2 separate regions of the Homo sapiens genome follow, and region 2 is linked to region 1. Evidence: chromatin loops called from intact Hi-C (ENCODE). Cell type or tissue: heart right ventricle. All regions are shown on one strand. Links, peaks and the distances in the headings refer to the core of each region. The heading gives the core; the rest is flanking DNA. Region 1 overlaps SMYD4 (SET and MYND domain containing 4). Region 2 has its middle 4.1 kb from the start of MIR22HG.

Evidence for each region. Peaks named below come from ENCODE experiments on the same cell type or tissue, not always from the same donor. Only the 100,000 strongest peaks of a DNase experiment are listed, where the experiment ranks them.
Region 2: it touches region 1 in a loop (7-fold over the local background); 102 of 110 quality-filtered maps call a loop at or near these places.

What each region holds. Positions count from the first base shown.
Region 1 is chr17:1,781,412-1,786,777 of GRCh38, reverse strand. It overlaps SMYD4 (SET and MYND domain containing 4), which reads left to right. Exons shown (of 11, transcript NM_052928.3): 8 at 2,317-2,452; 9 at 3,302-3,418; 10 at 3,620-3,743; 11 at 5,339-5,366. Among named protein-coding and RNA genes, the nearest start is that of SERPINF1, 22 kb to the right of the region's middle. RefSeq lists an enhancer at 2,629-2,923. In heart right ventricle, for the core only: CTCF peaks have their summits at 2,373 and 2,572 (motif pointing right); DNase peaks (open chromatin) are centred at 2,747, 3,367, 3,677, 4,047 and 1 weaker place; H3K4me3 peaks cover 1,239 bases; H3K27ac peaks cover 5,000 bases.
Region 2 is chr17:1,717,609-1,722,974 of GRCh38, reverse strand. It overlaps a transcript of WDR81 not described here. Among named protein-coding and RNA genes, the nearest start is that of MIR22HG, 4.1 kb to the right of the region's middle. In heart right ventricle, for the core only: CTCF peaks have their summits at 1,793 and 1,998 (motif pointing left); a DNase peak (open chromatin) is centred at 1,984; H3K4me3 peaks cover 377 bases; H3K27ac peaks cover 4,141 bases.

The DNA of each region.
Region 1 (5,366 bases), core at 63-5,062:
TGGAGGTCAGTTTTCCACCCCAAGGGTGATCAGTGTTTAGGAGGAAGCCATCAGGGACTTGTAAGTGCTGAGACCAGTAATATCACCTCCATTTTAGCCAGTCATCCCCATACACTAGTTCCCCTCCAGAGAAACCACAGGGAAAGGTTCAATTTAGTAATGTTTCCTTTATAAAGGACAGAAGATCCCATCTGAACTGGTTTGGGATCTGGGGGAGACTGGGAATTTATTTGCTGAAGTCAGTCATTGAAAAGTCCCAGGATAGGCTGGGCACAGTGACACATGCCTATTATCCCAGCACTTTGGGAGGCTGAGGTGGACAGATCACTTGGAGGCCAGGGGTTCAAGACCAGCCTGGGCAACATAGCAAGACCCTGTCTCTACCAAAAAAAATGTTATGAGAAAAATTCCAGGATAAGGCTGCTTAAGATACAGCTTGATCCAGGGGCTTTCTGTCCACCCCTCTCAGCTTCATTTTCTCTGTGTTAGCCCATCCTCAGATAGACTTCCCTCTTACGATGCAGGATGGCTGCCAGCAGCCCAGCCTGCGGATTTCCTGCCAAGGAGGATAAGAGCACATGCCACTCAAACAGCAGCCTGGGCAGAGATGTTACTGTGTTTCATTGACCTGAGAACTGTGGCTGGAGGAAAATTAGACATAGTTTTCCTCCAGCCATTTGGGCCAGAGGAAGGAGCCATATGTGAGCCACATGCCACACCCTCAGCTGTAGGGCAAGGGCCATGGGACTGAGGGTGAGAGGGATCCTTATGAGAAACTGGGTTGGGTTGCTGTTGCCAAATGAGAAAATAGATATCGGCCTTTGAAACACAGCAGATGTCCACCTCGGAGGTTTCCCCTCTGCCACAAGTGCCGTATTCTTCTTAGGGGAGTCATGAGTGAAAGGCAGAGCCGGTTGTGTTAGAAAGCTAAACTTGGAGACCCAAGGTCAAATGTAGGACGATCGCACCTAGCACCTTTTTCTATTAGTTTTTTTTTTTTTCTTTTTTTTTTTTGAGATGGGGTCTTGCCCTGTCATCCAGGCTGAAGTGAGTGCAGTGGCACGATCTCTGCTTACCACAGCCTCAACCTCCCAGACTCAAGCAATTCTCCTGCCTCAGCCTCCCCAGTAGCTGGGATTACAGGCATGCACCACCATGCCCAGCTAATCTTTGTATTTTTAGTAGAGACGAGTTGGCCATGTTCTCCATGTTGGCCAGGCTGGTCTCGATCTCCTGGCCTCAAGCGACCTACCTGCCTCGACCACCCAAAGCGCTGGGATTACAGGCGTGAGCCACCACGCCCAGCCTTTCTATTGGTTTTCTTTTTTTTTTTTTTTTCTTTTTCTTTTGTGAGACAGAGTCTCTCTCATGTCACCCAGGCTGGAGTGCAGTGGTGCAATCTCGGCTCACTGCAAGCTCCACCTCCCGGGTTCACGCCATTCTCCTGCCTCAGCCTCCCGAGTAGGTGAGACTACAGGCGCCCGCCACCACCATGCCCGGCTAATTTTTTGTATTTTTAGTAGAGACGGGGTTTCACCGTGTTAGCCAGGATGGTCTCGATCTCCTGACCTCATGGATCCACCCGCCTCGCCCTCCCAAAGTGCTGGGATTACAGGCGTGAGCCACCGCACCTGGCCTTCTATTGGTTTTCTGAGGACTTTTTCATAACTACTAGAAATGTTTGTCATCAAGGCCGGGCACGGTGGCTCACGCCTGTAATCCCAGCACTTTGGGAGGCTGAGGCGAGCGGATCATGAGGTCAGAAAATCGAGACCATCCTGGCTTACACGGTGAAACCCCGTCTCTACTAAAAAAAAAAAATAAATAACACACACAAAAATTTAGCCGGGCTTGGTGGTGGGCACCTGTAGTCCCAGCTACTCGGGAGACTGAGGCAGGAGAATGGCGTGAACCCGGGAGGCGGAGCTTGGAGTGAGCCGAGATCGCACCACTGCACTCCAGCCTGGAGACCGAGCGAGACTCCATCTCAAAAAAAAGAAATGTTTGTCATCTAAAGTCCTGGCCCCAAAAAGCGACAAGAGGGGCTATAGAAGTGGAAAGAAATTGTGCACTGTACCAGTTCTGTTCCAAAAATGAAATCTCAGGTGGGATCAGCTACTGCTGATACACTTCATTAGAATTGCCGCCATTGCCGCCATCAAACAAAATTCGCTCAGACTTTCGTCACGATGTATTGTTACAGGAGTCTCTTTCCCCCATGAGGTAAGAAACTATGGAGCAGTCCTGTAATGTAAGCACAGGCGGTGTTGATAACTGACCCTGGCATTGGAATAAAGAGAAAACTGACTTCCACAGGGAGATGACGTGCTGCGCTGTGGCAGCAGATCTTGTGCAGAATCCGCCGTCAGCAGGGACCACCTGGTCTCTCGGTTACAGGACCTACAGCAGCAGGTCAGAGTGGCCCAGAAGCTTCTCAGAGATGGTGAACTAGGTGAGACTGGCTCCCTGCTTTGGTCCTCCAGCCCCTTCCCTTTTATTTGTTCTGATACCGTTTTGGACTCAGGGATACTCAGTACTGATGGGAGAATTGGATGTAATTATCCCCATGCCAGCCACAAGATGGCTATATAGGCCAGTGAGTCCAAACCCTGACCAGCTTTGTTACTGTGGGGCCCTTGAAAAGGGGCCAGGTGATTTCAGCTGTTGTTTTCTTCTGCATCTGATTGCTAAGTTGAAGTACCCCTGCCAACTAACGGGTCATCGCTGACATCCGTGAGCTGTGTGCAGTTCCAGAAGTTGAGTGTCATTTATTTTAATTCCAGGGCCTAGTGATGTAACTTCCTAGAAGGGCGGTTCTTCCCTCCTCAGAGCTAGTCTCTGCTAGAGAGCAGTGGGGCGTGAGCCCAGCTGATAGGAGTGTCTTGCTTTTGTCTGAGACTTGCGGAGCTCCCCATTGCCCTTGAAAACCCTGCCTTAGAGCTTGACATCATGGGATTTTTATTTACCCTGCTTTATGAAAGTTGACCTTTAGCTTAGATTTCAGGGTCAAGAGAAATCATGGCCGTACGTGAAAGGTAGAGTTGGTCGAGTTGGGAAGTTAATGTTGAAAATACAGTGTAAATGTGGGGAGGCCTCCCCTAGCGCCTTTCTCCACTGACAGAGAAAACAGAAGAAAACAGCAGCTTTATTGGAACAGACATTGTGCGTTGGTGACAACCCAGGGAGGCCAGGGGGAATTTCCACATTCAGCCCAGCTGATTCAGAGGATTTGAGACCTGGATTCTCATTCCTAGGACTGGGCTTCTGTCTATAGTGAGACGTCTTTCCTCTGCATTGACAGAGCGAGCTGTTCAGCGGCTGTCGGGGTGCCAGCGTGACGCCGAGAGCTTCCTGTGGGCAGAGCACGCCGTGGTGGGAGAGATCGCGGATGGCCTGGCCCGGGCCTGTGCTGCCTTAGGTACAGCATGAGCCTTCACGTTCTGCGTCGGGAACAGTCTGCTGTGGGCACTTCGCCGTGGCCCCGGCCTTGTCTGCCTGGTTACCCCCCGCTCTGTAAACTGAGGGTGCTCCCCCTCTCGTTCCATTTCCTCCCCCTGAAAATATGCATCCACAGTTGACAGTGGTTCTTTTCTGGAACAAGATTTTTCTCTTCTCACAGGAGACTGGCAAAAGTCAGCCACCCATCTACAGAGGAGTCTCTACGTGGTGGAGGTTCGCCACGGGCCGTCCAGTGTTGAAATGGGCCATGAGCTCTTCAAATTGGCCCAGATCTTTTTCAACGGGTGAGTCCCTTTCCCACTTCACAGGGCACACACTGTTCCTTTCCTAGGCTCTTCTGGGTATTACTTTTTTTCTATGGTGTTTTTAAAAGCATGTTGAAACTTCTTTATTTCCTCTTTAGGAGAGATCTTTGCCTTCTGTTTTGCTAACAAACATAACGCTTTAGAATTTCCTCCTGGGAGGCGGAGCTTGCAGTGAGCCAAGATCGCGCCACTGCACTGTAGCCTGGGCGACAGAGCGAGACTCCATCTCAAAAAAAAAAAAAAAAAGAATTTCCTCCTGGGAGATATGGGGAAAGCTTTTAGATCTCAAGTGAGTTTCCCAGAGAGAACTTGGCCAGGCAGCCCCACCCACCCTCCAGTATAGCTCTCCTTCTGGTTGTTCTCTGGTTCGTCACAGCCCCTTTGGCTGTCTCATTCCCAGCACTCTCAGCTCCAGGCTCTCTGCCTTCTCCCTACTCTGCATCCTCTTCCTTTTAAAGCGTTTGCTTGAACCAGGGCTGATTTTACCCCCAGACAACATGTGGCATTGCCTGGAGACTTTTTTTTTTTTTTTTTTGAGAAGGGGTCTTGCTGTCTTGCCCAGGCTGGAGTACAGTGGCTCGGTCACAGCTCACTGCTTCCTGCAACTCCTGGGCTCAAGCGATCTCTGGAGACATTTTGGATTGTCATGACTTGGAAGGGGGGTGCTGCTGGCATCTATTCGAAAGAGGCCAGAGGTGCTGCTAAGCATCCTCCCGGGTACAAGACAGTGCCCCCCCCACCAACCCCAGCAAAGAAGGAGCCAGCAACAGTGTCAATAGTGTCAGGGTCGAGAAACCCTGCTTTTTTGCTGCTGTTGTTTGTTTTTTGTTTTAAATCCCCTGTTCTACTTTGAAGGTTAAAAGGAAAGAACAGCACGCTGATGAGCTGATGCCAAATCCACTTTTGCTACTGAGACCATTTAGGGCCCAATTTCAGGATTTCCGGGTGGAACCTCCAACCCTGGTAAAGCTGCCCTTGGTGTATGTGGCTATGAGAAAGTGCTTAAAGCTTCAACCTAAGGCTGTGCTGAGTGGGCCTGGTACCCAAGACACAGAGACATTCTGTTTGGTCAGAGAGAGAGAAAAGGGCTGCAGAGTTAGGTCAGAGGTCAGCCCTAAGATGGTCACCCTAAAATGAAAACTGCTATGTAAACCTGTGGTAAATACCAGATGAAAACTTTGAGGCCGGGTGTGGTAGCTCACGCCTGTAATCCAGCTGCCCAGGAGGTTGAGGCAGGAGAATCACTTGAACCCGGGAGGCGGAGGTTGCAGTGAGCCGAGGTCGCACAAATACCTGGGCGACAAGAGTGAAACTCTTGTCTCAAAAAAAAAAAAAAAAGCTTTGAGATTTGCCTCGTGTTCTCAGGATCCTGGCGTCTATACTATCTTTTATAACTGTTTTCTCACACTTTTGTTTTGCAGCGTGTTTGTGACAGTGTCTTACTTACTGTTCTAGATTGTAGGATCCTTGATGACAGAAATGATCTTACATTCTTCACGGTGTGTGAGTAGGCCCTCAATTAACATTTGCCTCACAAATCAGTGAACTAACTCCTCTTACCTCCCTTGGCTCAGGTTTGCAGTACCCGAAGCCCTGAGCACA
Region 2 (5,366 bases), core at 106-5,105, 64 kb after region 1:
ACACCTGTAATCCCAGCACTTTGGGAGGCCAAGGTGGGCGGATCATGAGGTCAGGAGTTCAAGACCAGCCCGGCCAACTTGGGGAAACTCCATCTCTACTAAAAACACAAAAAAATTAGCCGGGTGTGGCAGCGGGTGCCTGTAATCCCAGCTACTCAGGAGGCTGAGGCAGGAGAATCGCTTGAACCTGGGAGGCGGAGGTTGCAGTGAGCTGAGATCACACCACTGCACTCCAGCCTGGGTGGCAGAGTGAGACTCCGTCTCAAAAAAAAAAAAAAAGAAAGAAAGAAAAGAAAAGAAAACTAGGCCTGATAGGAGAGAAAATAGGAGGGCCGGGTGCGGTGGCTCATGCCTGTAACCCAGCACTTTGGGAGGCTGAGATGGGCAGATCACCTGAGGTCAGGAGTTCAAGACCAGCCTGACCAACATGGAGAAACCCCATCTCTACTAAAATACAAAAATTAGCCAGGTGTGGTGGCGGACGCCTCTAATTCCAGCTACTTGGGAGGCTGAGGCAGGAGAATCGCTTGAACCCAGGAGGCAGAGGTTGCAGTGAGCCAAGATAGCGCCACTGCACTCCAGCCTGGGCAACAGAGTGAGACTCCATCTCAAAAAAAAAAAAAAAAAGAGAGAGAAAACAGGAATGTCTCAGCCATGATCTGATTTCATCTGTCTCCTCTTCCTTGAAGGGTAGCTGGAGCCTCTCATGTGCTTGGTCATATGATCCTGGGCAGTAGTAACTTACAACAAACTTGTATGGAGCATTACCAGGAGCTAGTCATCTGTTAAGCATTTTGCATACCCTGTTTTGTGTAATCCTCACCACCCCTTTTAAGAAGATTTTTTTTTTTAAGACAGAGTTTCGCTCTTGTTGCCCAGGCTGGAGTGCAATGGCGCGATCTCAGCTCACCGCAATCTCCGCCTCCCGGGTTCAAGCGATTCTCCTGCCTCAGCCTCCCTAGTAGCTGGGATTACAGTCATGTGCCACCATGCCCGGCTAATTTTTGTATTTTAGTAGAGACAGGGTTTCTCCATGTTGGTCAGGCTGGTCTCAAACTCCCGACCTCAGGTGATCTGCCTGCCTTGGCCTTCCAAAGTGCTGGGATTACAGGTGTGAGCCACCGTGCCCGGCCTGATTTTTTTTTTTTTTTTTAAGACAGAGTCTCACTCTGTTGCCCAGGCTAGAATGCAGTAGTGTGATCTTGGCTCCCTGCAGCCTCGACCTTCCAGGCTCAGGTGAACTTCCCACCTCAGCCTCCTGAGTAGCTGGGACTACAGGAATGTGCCACCACATCCAGCTAATTTTTTGTATTTTTGTAGTAACCAGGTTTTGCCATGTTTCCCAGGCTGGTCTTGAACTCCTGGGCTCAAGCAATCGGCCCATCTCGGCCTCTCAAAATGCTGGGATTACAGGTGTGAGCCATGGTGCCCGAGTGATTTTTTATTTATTTTTTTTGACACAGGGTCTCACTCTGTCACCCAGGCTGCAGTGCAGTGATTTGTCACAGCTGACTGCAGCCTCGACCTCCCCAGGCTCAGGTGATCCTCCCACCTCAGCCTCCCGAGTAGTTGAGACTACAGGCAGCGTCACCAAGCCCAGCTAATTTTTTTTTTCGAGACAAAGTTTCGCTCTTGTTGCCCAGGCTGGAGTGCAATGGCACCATCTTGACTCACCACAACCTCCGCCTCCCGGGTTCAAGTGATTCTCCTGCCTCAGCATCCCGAGTAGCTGGGATTATAGGTGCCTGCTACCACGCCTAGCTAAATTTTATATTTTTAGTAGAGCTGGGATTACAGTCGTGAGCCACAGTGCCCAGCCCCAACTTTGATATAAATACCTGAAATCAGAGGATATGTTTTGATGGTTAGAAGGTAGTGCTTGCTTCTTAGTACCAATAGAGCTGGCTGGGTCCACCTGTTCTTTGCGCTGGTCTCAGTTTACCTAGATTGAGCAGGTACTACTTTTTCTGTCTGCAAGTCTGTGTGTGCCCTGCCCTCTAGCGGTACTGGGGTTACACTGCAGCAGTGACCTTGAGTGTACCTAATTTTACCTCTTGAAATTCTCCTTTCCTCCCGAGAATAGAGATGTCCTAGCAATATTGGGAACTGGCGCACTGGGATTCCTGGGGCCTCAAACCCTGGCCCAATCTGAGCCCTAGGGCAGTAGTTTTCAAATTTTAGGGCATAATTCTTTTTTTTTTTTTTTTCTTGATACGGAGTCTGACTCTGTCGCCCAGGCTGGAGTGCTGTGGCACGATCTCGGCTCACTGCAACCTTCACCGCCCAGGTTCAAGCAATTCTCCTGCCTCAGCCTCCCGAGTACCTGGGATTACAGGCGCCTGGCTAACTTTTGTATTTTTAGTAGAGATGGGGTTTCACCATGTTGGCCAGGCTGGTCTCAAATTCCTGACCTCAGATGATCCGCCCGCCTCCGCCTCCCAAAGTGCTGGAATTACAGGCGTGAGCCACCATGCCCGGCCCTTTAGGGCATAATTCTAATTCAGGAGTCTGGAGTGAGATACAGCTATCTAAATGTTTAACAAGTACGCGAGGTAATTCTGATGCAGCAACCTTCAGGCTATGTCTTGAGAAGTAACGTCTGTAACAGCTCTCTTCCGGAATTTCCCTCTCACTGCCCCCAGTAAGCGTGTTCCCTGAATCCCAATGCAAGCACCTTTGGGCTCTGGGGAATCTCAGACCAAATTAGCCGCTCCCCTTGGCCAGCCTCAGTATTGGGTTTCCGGGAGGTCATGTCTTGGATAGTCAGGGACAGAGGCTGCAGCTGCCCCACCAGTCAGCCCATGTTGAGCGGGGTCAGCTCTTGCTAATCCGGCAGGGAGAAAAGTAGTGCACCAGCTGCGGACCAGTGTGGCAGGTACTATGCTAGGTGTTTTCTAATTAAATCTACGCTAGGTGTTTTCTAATTAAATCTACGCTAGGTGTTTTCTAATTAAATCTATGCTAGGTGTTTTCTAATTAAATTTGTTTTTCGTTTTTTTCTGAGATGGAGTCACATTCTGTCACCTAGGCTGGAGTGCAGTGGCGCCATCTTGGCTCACTGCAACCTCTGCCTCGGCCTCCTGAGTAGCTGGGACCACAGATACCACCACACCTGGCTAATGTTTTGTATTTTGGGTAGAGCTAGAGTTTCATCATGTTGCCCAGGCTGGTCTCGAACTCCTGAGCTCAAGCAATCTGCCTGCCTCAGCCTCCCAAAGTGCTACAATTACAGGTGTGAGCCACCTCGCCAGGCCATTTTTTAATTTTTTTTTTTTTTAAAGAGGGTCTTGCCACGTTGCCCAGGCTGGTCTTGAACTCTTGGGCTCAAAGTGATCCACCTGCTTCGGCCTCCCAAAGTGCTGGGATTACAGGTATGAGCCACTGTGCCTGGCCACATTTTTAATTTTTTTTTTTTTTTCTTTTTTTGAGACGGAGTCTTGCTCTGTCACCCAGGCTGGAGTGCAGTGGCCCAATCTTGGCTCACTGCAAAGCTCCGCCTCCTGGGTTCACGCCACTCTCCTGCCTCAGCCTCCCAAGTAGCTGGGCACTACAGGCGCCCGCCACCACGCCCGGCTAATTGTTTGTATGTTTATTAGAGACGGGGTTTCACAGTGTTAGCCAGGATGTTCTCCATCTCCTGACCTCGTGATCCGCCTGCCTCAGCCTCCCAAAGTGCTGGGATTACAGGCATGAGCCACCGCGCCCGGGCACATTTTTAACTTTTAAAATATTTTTAAATGTTGAAATCCCTACAACAAGGCTTGAATTCCTTATTCACCGTATGTTGTAGATGAGGGGAAATTATCGGTAACAAGTTCACAGCTAGTAAGAGCTGGAATTTGAATCTAAGTGTGCCTAACACAGTAGTTCTCAGTTGGAGGAGATTTTGGCCCCTAGGAGACATTTGGTAACGTCTGGAGATACTTTTGGTTGTCAAAACTGGGAGCTGGGGGTGGGTGGGTGTTGCCACTGACATCTAGGACAGAGGCCAGGGACCACGTGGATGTCCTATTGTGCACCCGGTAGCCCTCCCACAAGAAATTATTCTACTTAAAATGCCAGTGGGTGCTGAGGTGGCGAAACCCTGGACTCGAAGCCTGTGCTTTTGACCTAGGGGGTGGGGTCAGTGTTCAGAACAAAATGGAAAAGGGTCACCCCAAGGGCCGTGAGTGGGAAAGGGATGGGATTTCTATGCTCAGGATAATGGAGAATAGGGGCCACTGGTGAGGCTTCACTTCCTTCCATGCTTGGCCAGGGCCCTGCTCAATTTCTCCACGCCTTGCCAAGTCAGTCCTAGGACTTCACACTAAGCTTGTCCTGGAGTGACCCTGACTCCCAACTCAGGATCGAGGCAAAATATTTACCTGGGTCTTCCCAGCACTTCCCAGCCAAAGACGCTGGCTTCTGGGGCCAACGTGTCCCACCTGCAGTCCTTGAGCAATTAGGACCCTTGCTATGGGGGGTGGCCATGTGGGCAGGGCACCGCCAAAAGCCAAAAATGGAGCGGCCCAGGGACCAGGTGGCAGCTGAGAACAGTTAGAAGTGGAGTGAATGCGGCCGGGCGCGGTGGCTCACACGCCTATAATCCTAGCACTTTGGGAGACCGAGGCGGGTGGATCACCTGAGGTGAGGAGTTCGAGACCAGCCTGGCCCACATGGCAAAACACCATCTCTACTAAAAATACAAAAATTAGCTGGGAGTGGTAGCGCACGCCTGTAATCCCAGCTACTCAGGAGGCTGAAGGAGGAGAATCGCTTGAACCCGGGAGGTGGAGGTTGCAGTGAGCCGAGATCGCGCCACTGCACTCCAGCCTGGGCAACAGAGCGAGACTCTGTCTCAAAAACAGAAAAAAAAAAAATAAATAAGGAGGTGGAGTAAATGGGCAAAAGCAGGAGGATCCCATCAGCAGACACCTGTCCATGGAGGAATAGGGCAACTTGAGTAGGAAGTAGGGGGCGGCTGGCCTGAGAAGCAGCGTTCTGAACCCCAAGTTTGCTTCCCATAGCCATTCCTCCTCCCCAGGCTTGGTCCTCGGGTTCACTGTACCCTCCCCAGCGCCAGCCACCATTCTGGACCTCCCCAGTACTGGCCTTCCCCTAGACCAGGGAGGGTCTAGACCACAGAGTCTGAATTTACTGTGCTAACAGGAAATACCTCTCTTTCCAAGCCCAGAGCCTCTGAAGAACTAAGGAGCAGAGCGGGGTTGGGGTTGGGGGAGACAGTCTTGGAGTGATGGGGGAAAAGAAAGATCATACAATCACATCCCCCACGTTCTTTCCTTCACCACCCATGGGAGTGGATAAGGGGATGGAGGAGGGTAAGCAAGGAGGAGGATGTGGTAACAGCTGATTCGTCCCCAGAGGTC